Linked DNA regions of Homo sapiens: region 2 is linked to region 1. A link is an interaction called in ENCODE POLR2A ChIA-PET data of the cell type or tissue named here. Cell type or tissue: PC-3. All regions are shown on one strand. Each heading gives the region's core, and the rest is flanking DNA. Links, peaks and the distances in the headings are about the cores only.

Region 1 (4,401 bases), core at 199-4,198:
ACTCCTAAACTCAGGTGATCCACCCACCTTGGCATCCCAAAATGCTGGGATTACAGGCATGAGCCACCGTGCCCGGCCTATTCAGCTGTGTTTATTGAGTATTTACTTGTATCAGGCAGCAGTCTAGCTGCTAGTGAATTGAATAGCAAAAATCCTTGCCCATGGGGAGCTTACATTCTGGTGGCATAGGATAGATAATCAATAATAAAGATGAAATAAGAATTTAGAATTGGATAAATGTTTTGCAGGGGAAGTAGAGATTGGTCACAGGGATGAGGATGTGAGGTGTAATTTTATATAAGCTGGGCATGGATGAATTTGTTAAGAAGGGAGTGCATGTAAGCAGACACTTGAAGGATGTTAGAGAGTAATCTGGGACTACCTGGGGAAGGGCATTCTATTCTGTTCCATTCTGGCAGAGGGAATAGCTGGTTCTGTTGTGACATGTTCAAGGATTGTCAAAAGTATCCTAGGGATGAGATTAGAGAGATAATGAGGGATAAGTGATGTGGGGCCTTGTAGGCCATCATCAAGTCTGTGGCTTTTCCTCTGACTAAAACGGAGAGAAGAGTGGTTTTAGCCAGAGGGCCGTGTAGCTGTTAAGAATGGTATGTTGGGCCGGGCACGGTGGCTCATGTCTGTAATCCCACCACTTTGGGAGGCCGAGGCGGGTGGATCACAAGGTCAAGAGATCGAGACCATCCTGGCCAACATGGTGAAACCCTGTCTCTACTAAAAATACAAAAATTAGCTGGGCATGGTGGCATGCATCTGTAGTCCCAGCTACTCAGGAGGCTGAGACAGGAGAATCACTTCAACCCCGGAGGTGGAGGTTGCAGTAAGCCGAGATCGTGCCTCTTCACTCCAGCCTGGGCAACAAAGCAAGATTCCGTCTCAGAAAAAAAAAAAAAAAAAAAAAAAAAAAAAAAAAAAAATGGTATGTTGAATGGCCAAGGTGGAAGTAGGAAATTCAGTGAGGAGGTCTTCGTGATGCATCAGGATGGCACTTGGCAACTGCATTTCTATAGCAAGAATCTCAAACAGACCTGCCTTATGCTGAGTTTTTCCTTTAGCAAACAGTTTGATAGGCAGGCTACAGTGGGTTTTGTATTTAGAAAATGTTTTTCTGTTTGATGGTTTTTAGTTAATAGTCCTTAGTTATTGGCAACTCACCCCCTTCCTTTCTGAGGAGCAGCCAGTTCTGCAGCCTTCTGTGTGTGAAAATAACCCCTTGGGTCTCCCATCTTGTGCTCACGCATGTGGAATGGCAGCTACTGGAGTTCGTACTCGCGGTGAAGCCTAGTCATGGCCGTCTTTGACATGATGGCCAGGGACATGTGGCACTATACCCATAGCTGACCATACTTTGGCCTAGGAGAATGTCAAACTGCCTTTTCCGGTGTGAAATAGAAAGTCAAGCTTGGAAGGATCCTTCTTTGGATCTGTCCAGCTGTGCTCTGCATGCAATAGAAGGGCTTTTGCCTAAACTTTGAAATGAGGTCATAAGCCAGAGAATTTGTAAAACTATGTCTCTTATCAGTCAAAAAGAATTTCTGTGGGACTGAAGTTTGCTTTCTAATTCTTAAGCTTTGAACAGGAAGACTTTACACGGGGATGTTGGTGTTATTTCTTCATCCATCTGTACAAGAAACATGAGTTGAGCCTACTGTGTGCCAGGTGATAGGTGTAAGAAAACTGCATAGATCCTGTCCTCAGGGAGCCTGCACTTAGTGAGGAAGTCAGGCAGACTAAACCAACCAAACAGAAACAAAAAGCCAACCCTGTGGTTGATGACAAGGAAAGCATCTGAGAGGCCAGAAAAAGAATTGTACAACTTGGCCTAGTGGTGAAGGAAGCCTTACTGGGGGAGATGATATTTACCTCTTGAAAGATGGCCTTTGAGATTGTAGTTTGGTAGTCATCAAGCAGCAATAGAAAACTGCTTATGTTTTCTGGAAGGAGATTTGCCCCTTCATGTAATTTCTTTCTCTGTGAGTTTGCATGACTACTGTCTTAATGAGTCATGAAACACCAAGAAATGCTTAGTGTGGTCTTTGAAAAAATTGATGTATTTTTACAAGGGAACAACTTTGAAATACTGAGACTAGAGAATAGGACAATATGGTTACATCAAGTATTTGTTATTCAAAGTTGATATATTCAGAAGACATAATGGGCCTATTGTATATAAACATCCATGTGATGATATAGTATACTGGGACTCTGGAATTTGGCATTATTTTATAAGCTCAGGGTCACTGTCTAGAGCTTTTCTCTCAATCTCAGTGAGTGATAAACAGCACAGGTTTCTCGCACGTTCATATAGATGGCCTTGTGGGATGGCTGTGGCTCTGTTCCATGAGCTCTTTATTCCAGGACCAGGGCTTAGGGAGCAGCCCCTAACCCAGGCATGCTGACCTCATGGCAGAACCAGGAGATGTGGCAGTTGTCTTTACCCACATTCCATTAGCCAAAGCAGGTCACATGGCCACACATGATTTCAGTAGAGTAGGAATTGGGTACAAGGGAGAGAGGCTGTGGGGATGGGCCCAGGGGAGAGGGACAGCCAGCATTTTGAACAAATGATACAGTCTACCACAGTGTAGGTGGAGGAGTTGGGGAACAGGGAAAGGTTTCGCCCACTTTAAAAAAACTTTCTGGCTGGGCGCAGTGGCTCGTGCCTGTAATCCCAGCTCTTTGGAAGGCCCGGTGGGAGGATCACTTGAGCCCAGGAGTTTGAGACAAGCCTGGGCAACATGGTGAAACCCCATCTTTACAAAAAATACAAAAAATAGCCGGGCCTAATGTGGCACGTGCCTGTGGTCCCAGCTATTCAGGAGGCTGAGGTGGGAGGGTCACTTGATCCCGGGAGTTGGAAGGTGCAGTGAGCCGAGATCGCACTACTGCACTCCAGCCTGGGCGATAGAGGGGAGACCCTGTCTCAATCAATCAATAAATAAATAAAAATTTAAAAACAGAAAAGAAAAACTTTCTGTTTTGTGGATATGACATGATTGGATCCACACTATTGCTGTGTCTGTGGGAATATGGGGCACTTTATTGAAATATGAATATTTACTGCATATTTGGTTGGTTTTATAAGACATGCATCATGTTATTTCCCTCCATTTTCATTAATGCCATTCTCCTCCAATCAAGATGAGTTTATCTATTTTAAAAGGCCCTGTTGGCAGTACCAGGTTTCTAAAGCAAGTCCTGATACGTTATATGGAGTTTATGTATGTCCGGCAGACTCTGAAACTCAGGCTTACCTCCAAAGCATGCAGTGATATCTTTGAGCCTTAGGTCCTAGATTGTCACTCTGGTCCTGATATGTCTGGCAGTGTCTGATAGATGTTGTCCACAATAAGAATTCAGGCGAGTTTCCATGAGGTTCTGTAGATGTTTAGCTGTTTGCCAGAAGGAGCATGGCTTTCCTGTTTCTTATCTGTCTTGTGCGAGTTCCATGCCATCTTAAACAGTGTGTACCATGTAGTTCCCTAGAACCCCATCTATAACTTGAACCTTAGTCTCTTGAGAATGACCCACCAGGGTGATTGTTTAGAGCCACGTTCCTACCTGTTGTTTCCGGTGAGCAAACTGGAAAGTAACCCTGCCTGGCATGGGGTGTCTGCTGTGTAACCCTCAACACAGTGACAGTGATCTGCTCTGACCGTCCCTGAGCGTGCTAGGTAGCTCAGGGCTTGCAAGTTCATAAATAATTATCTCCACAGCCTATTCTTAGTAGCAACAGATGCTGAGCTTTTCCAGCCTGCTCTCGGGGTCAGTGGTGGGAAAGAGAAGAAAAAAAATGAAAGCATTGTTTTGCACATGGCTGGACATCTGTATTTCTGAATTGCCCTGTTGTGTGTATGATGCAACTGCTGGAGCTGTTTTGCTGAATGTGAACTTTGTCAACCGACTGGAGTCTAAATTGGTTTTGGATCCCTCTGAAATCTAAATGGTCAGACCATATTTTTCTAATATTCAGCTGGATTGTATCTTTGCTCTGAAGTGGAGCTGACTTCGTATGTGTTCACAGTGGCAGCAGGGGTTGCTTCTCTGTTTTCCTGGTCTGTGTTGTTTGTTTTCCCAAGACTGCTGCTTACCTTGTCCATTGTCTATACTCAGGAGACCAGGAAGGTAACTCCCTATGGAACTGTGGCCACTGGGACTTCAAGGATCGTTAACTCTAGTGTTATTGTTAGGAAGAGAGCAGACTGTTTTTCAGAAATGAAACAGGTGAAGCACCAAGAATAGCTAACCTACTAGGTGCACTGGTACCATGGCAAAGACTTGGACTTGGACTTGGGATATCCAAGCACTTAGGTTCTTTGTTGGGAGCTTTGACAGTCAAGGCTGATGTTTCTGTTTGGTAGCTGTAGTGCAGAGGTTCTCAAC
Region 2 (4,401 bases), core at 280-4,279, 890 kb before region 1:
GAAATATCATCTCACCCCAGTTGAAATGGCTTATATCCAAATGAGGTAATAACGAATTCTGGCAGGGATGTGGAGAAAAGGGAACCCTTTAATGTTGTTGGCAGGAAAGTAAATTAGTACAACCACTATGGAGAACAATTTGGAGGTTCCTCAAAAAACTAAAAATAGAGCTACCATATGATCCAGCAATCCCACTGCTGGGTATGTACCTAAAAGAATGGAAATCAGTGTATCAAAGAGATACCTGCACTCCCATGTTTGTTGCAGCACAGTTCACAACAGCCAAGATTTGGAGGCAACCTAAGTGTCCATCAACAGATGAATAAAGAAAATGTACATATACATAATGGAGTAGTATTCAGCCATTAAAAATAATGGTATTCTGTCATTTGAAACAATATGGATGGAACTGGAGTTGATTATGCTAAGTGAAATAAGCCAGGCACAGAAAGACAAACATCAAAACCACAATGAGATATTATCATGTTCTCACTTATTTGTGGGATCTGAAAATCAAAACAATTGAACTCATGGAGATAGAGAGTAGAAGAATGATTACCAGAGACTGGGAAGGGGAGTGGGAGGGTAGCAGGGAGGTGGGGATAATTAATGGGTACAAAACAAATAGAAAGAAAGAATAAGACCTAGTATTTGATAGGACAACAAGTGACTATAGTCAATAATAATTTAACTATACATTTTAAAATAACAAGTCTAACTGGATTATTGGTAATACAAAGGACAAATTGTTGAGGGGATGGATACCCCATTTTCCATAATGTGATTATTATGCATTGCATGCCTGTATCAAAACATCTCATGTACTCCATAAATACACATACCTACTATGTCCCCACAAAAATTAAAGTAAAACAAATTTTTAAAAAGTCAATAGGCAATATTAAACTGAAAACTTTAAGAAATAGCAATATAAATATGTAATACTAGAAATACAGAGGTCAACAGAAGACAGCTAAAACAGTTGAGAGTAGTTTCCTTTCAAGAGTGAAATTAGAGAATGGTAAAGAATAGGGTTGGGGACCACTGTATTTTGTTATAAGTTTATAGAACAATTTAACATTCTAAACTATGTATAAAAATAGTGTGATAGAAAAATTCAACTTAACAAGTGCCTAAGGCCAGGTGCAGTGGCTTATGCCTGTAACCCCAGCACTTTGGGAGGCTGAGGTAAGAAGATTCTTTGAGGCCAGGAGTTCAAGACCAGCCTGAGCACATAGTGAGACTCCATCTCTACAAAAAATAAAAAAATTAGTGAGGCATGGTAGTGGATGCCTACAGTCCCAGCTAATCAGAAGGCTGAGGCAGAAGGATTGCTTGTGCCCAGGAGTTTGAGACTACATATGATGAGCTATGACTGTACCACTGCACTTTAGCCTGAAAGACAGAGTGAGACCCTGCCTCAAAAAGCCCAAAAAACAAACAAACAAAAAACAAAACAAAACCAAGTGCTTAGGAAACATACAGGAAAAATAGAAACAATAATAATACAGTCATCATAACAGCTAACATCCACTTATTTGTTATTGTTTATTCCTTACAACAATGCTATGAGGTAGGTACTACCATTTTCTCTATTTTATAGATAAGTAAACTGAGAGAGAGAGAGAGGGTCAGTATTTTGCTCAGGATCACCCAGTTAGTAAGTGATTAAACTGGAATTGGAAGTCAGGCACCTCAGTTCCAGGGCCTACGCACTTAATCAGTGTACTCTACTCCTTAGATTTCATTTTAAATTTATTCTACAAATATTTTATGCAACAAACATTTATTGCCTAATAGCGCCAGGCACTGTTTTTGGTATTGGGGCTACATGAGTGAGTAAAACAAAGACCATGTATTCACGAAGCTTAAAAAGAGGAAAAATAGAGACAATAGGGAAGACACATAAAGCAGGGAGAGGGGACAGGGTATGATGGTACTGGTGGACAGTGGACCTTACACTGAGCAGAGAATTGAAGGAAATGAGGAGAAAGCCATATGGGTACTTGTAGACAGAGTGTTCTGGCAGAGGTAACAGCAGGTGCAAAGGCCCTGAGATGTGAGTGTGGATGGTGTGCTGGAGCAACCACTAAGAGGCCAGTGTGTCTGGAGCTCACGGTGAATAAGAGTTGAAGTGGGAGGAGATGAGGTCAGGGAGGAAGCCACAAGGGGTGAGTCACATCACATATAGTCTTGTAGGCCAAAAAGAAAAGACTTCAGTTTTTACTTGGAATGAAAGAGAAAGCCACTAAAGATTTTATTTAAAAAAAAATAGTTTGAAGAGTTTTGACAGTTTCCCTATCATCCTGGTGCCTGACATACATAAACTTCAAATCCTTAAAGTATACAATTTGATAAGTTTTGACACATTCATACACACGTGAAACCATCACTATAATCAAGATAATGAACATATCTATCATCCCAAAAGTTTCTACATGCCCATTTGTAGCCCTTTCCTCCCACATCCCCCTGGTCCTCACCCCATGTCTGGGCAACAACTGATCTGCTTTCTTTCACTATGTAGTAGTTTATGTTTCCTAGAATTTTACATAAATGTGTTATGTGTATCAATTCTTCATTCCTTTTTATTGGTGACTGAATTGCTTTCCACTGTATGGATATACCAACATTGTTTATCCATATACTCTCTGTCGAAGTTTTAGTATATATTGGTTGTTTCCTTTTTGCTTTTACTATTATGAATAAAGATGCTACAAATATTTGTATACCAATCTTGTTTTGTTTGTTTGTTTGTTTGAGACAGTCTCATTCTGTCTCTGTCGCCCAGGCTAGAGTGCAGTGGTACAATCTTGGCTCACTGCAACCTCTGCCTCCCAGGCTCAAGCAATCCTCCTACCTTGGCCTCCTGAGTAGATGGGACTATAGGCATGCGCCACCATGCCTGACTAATATTTTTACTTTTTGTAGAGATGGCATCTCACTATGTTGCCCAGGATGGCCTTGAGCTTTAGAGCTCAAGCAGTCCTCCCACCTTGGCCTCCCAAAGTGTTGAGATTACAGGTATAAGCCACTGTGCCTAGACCCCCCATTGCTTTTTTTGGAGACAGGGTCTTGCTCTATCACCCAGGCTGGAGTGCAGTGGTGTGGTGTGTACAAGTCTTTTAAGTATTCACGTGGAATGCATAGTAGGTCTATGTTTAACATTTTAGGAAACTTCAAAACTGGTTTCCAGAATGTAATATAGTACATTCATTTTGTTATTTTAGCTATTCTAATTGTTGTGAGTGATACCTCATTGTGGTTTTACTTTCCATTTTCCTAATGAGTAATGATGTTTAACATCTTTGCATATGCAATTTTCCATTTACATATCTTCTTTGGTGAGGTGTCCAGTCAAACTTTTCCTTATTGTTTAATTGGATTGATTTCTTATTACTGAGTTTTCAGAGTTGTTTACATATTCTTGATATAAATATTTTATAAGATATGTGATTGCAAATATTTTTTCCAGGTCTGTGGCTTTTCATTTTCTGAAGTGTCATTTGAAGAACATAAGTTTTAAATTTTCATAAATTCCAATTTATCAATTTATTCTTTCCTGGATTGTGTTCTGAAGTTTTATCAAAGCAATCTTTGCTGAAGCCAACATATGTTGGTTACTTTTAACCAACATACCAAGTCAATTTGACTGGGTCATGAGGTGCCTAGGCATTTGGTCAAATATTATTGTGTCTATGTCTGTGAGGGTGTTTCCAGATGAGATTAACATTTGAATTGGTAGACTGAGTAGATTTATCTCCTAAATGTGGGTGAGCCTCTTCTAATCAATTGTTTTTTAGAACACAAAAAGGATGAGTACAAAAAGGATGAGTAAGAGGTACCTCTTCCTACCTGACTACTCAGGTTGAACATCAGTTTCCTGCTTTTGGATTGGAACTAAAAAATTGGCTTTTCTTGGGTCTCGAGTCTGTCGACTATCAGACTAGAAGTTACATCACAGGTTTTCCTGGTTCTCAGGCCCTCAGACTCAGACTAGATCTACACCACTGGTTCTCCTGAGTCTCCAGCTTGTCAGCTGAAGATCTTGGGACTTCTCTGTCTCTATAATTGTGTGAGCCAATTCCTTCAAATAAATCTTTCTATATATAATTATTTATATATATATATATATATATGATGCACATATACACGTGTGCATATATATGTATACACATACACATGCATATGCACACGTGTATACATATATACACACATATACTTATATATACACGTGTATACACATATGAACATATATGTGTATATATGTGTGCATAGAGGTGATATATGTGCATATGTATATAAATACATAGGAGGTATAGGTATATATAGGATGGATATATATCTATATCCCATATAGATATATATGTATATGTGTATATAGATATATATATTTACTTA

The links. ChIA-PET counts read pairs that join two places held together with the same protein. Peaks named below come from ENCODE experiments on the same cell type or tissue, not always from the same donor. Only the 100,000 strongest peaks of a DNase experiment are listed, where the experiment ranks them.
Region 2: POLR2A ChIA-PET joins it to region 1 with 9 read pairs; 2 of 35 experiments call an interaction of 5 or more read pairs at or near these places.

The regions. Positions count from the first base shown.
Region 1 is chr1:218,368,359-218,372,759 of GRCh38, forward strand. The region is part of intron 1 of TGFB2 (transforming growth factor beta 2); the gene reads left to right. Among named protein-coding and RNA genes, the nearest start is that of TGFB2-AS1, 25 kb to the left of the region's middle. In PC-3, for the core only: no CTCF peak of the experiment used is centred there; a DNase peak (open chromatin) is centred at 1,953; H3K27ac peaks cover 1,938 bases.
Region 2 is chr1:217,480,439-217,484,839 of GRCh38, forward strand. All of the region lies in intron 8 of GPATCH2 (G-patch domain containing 2), which reads right to left. Among named protein-coding and RNA genes, the nearest start is that of GPATCH2, 150 kb to the right of the region's middle. In PC-3, for the core only: no CTCF peak of the experiment used is centred there; a DNase peak (open chromatin) is centred at 2,133.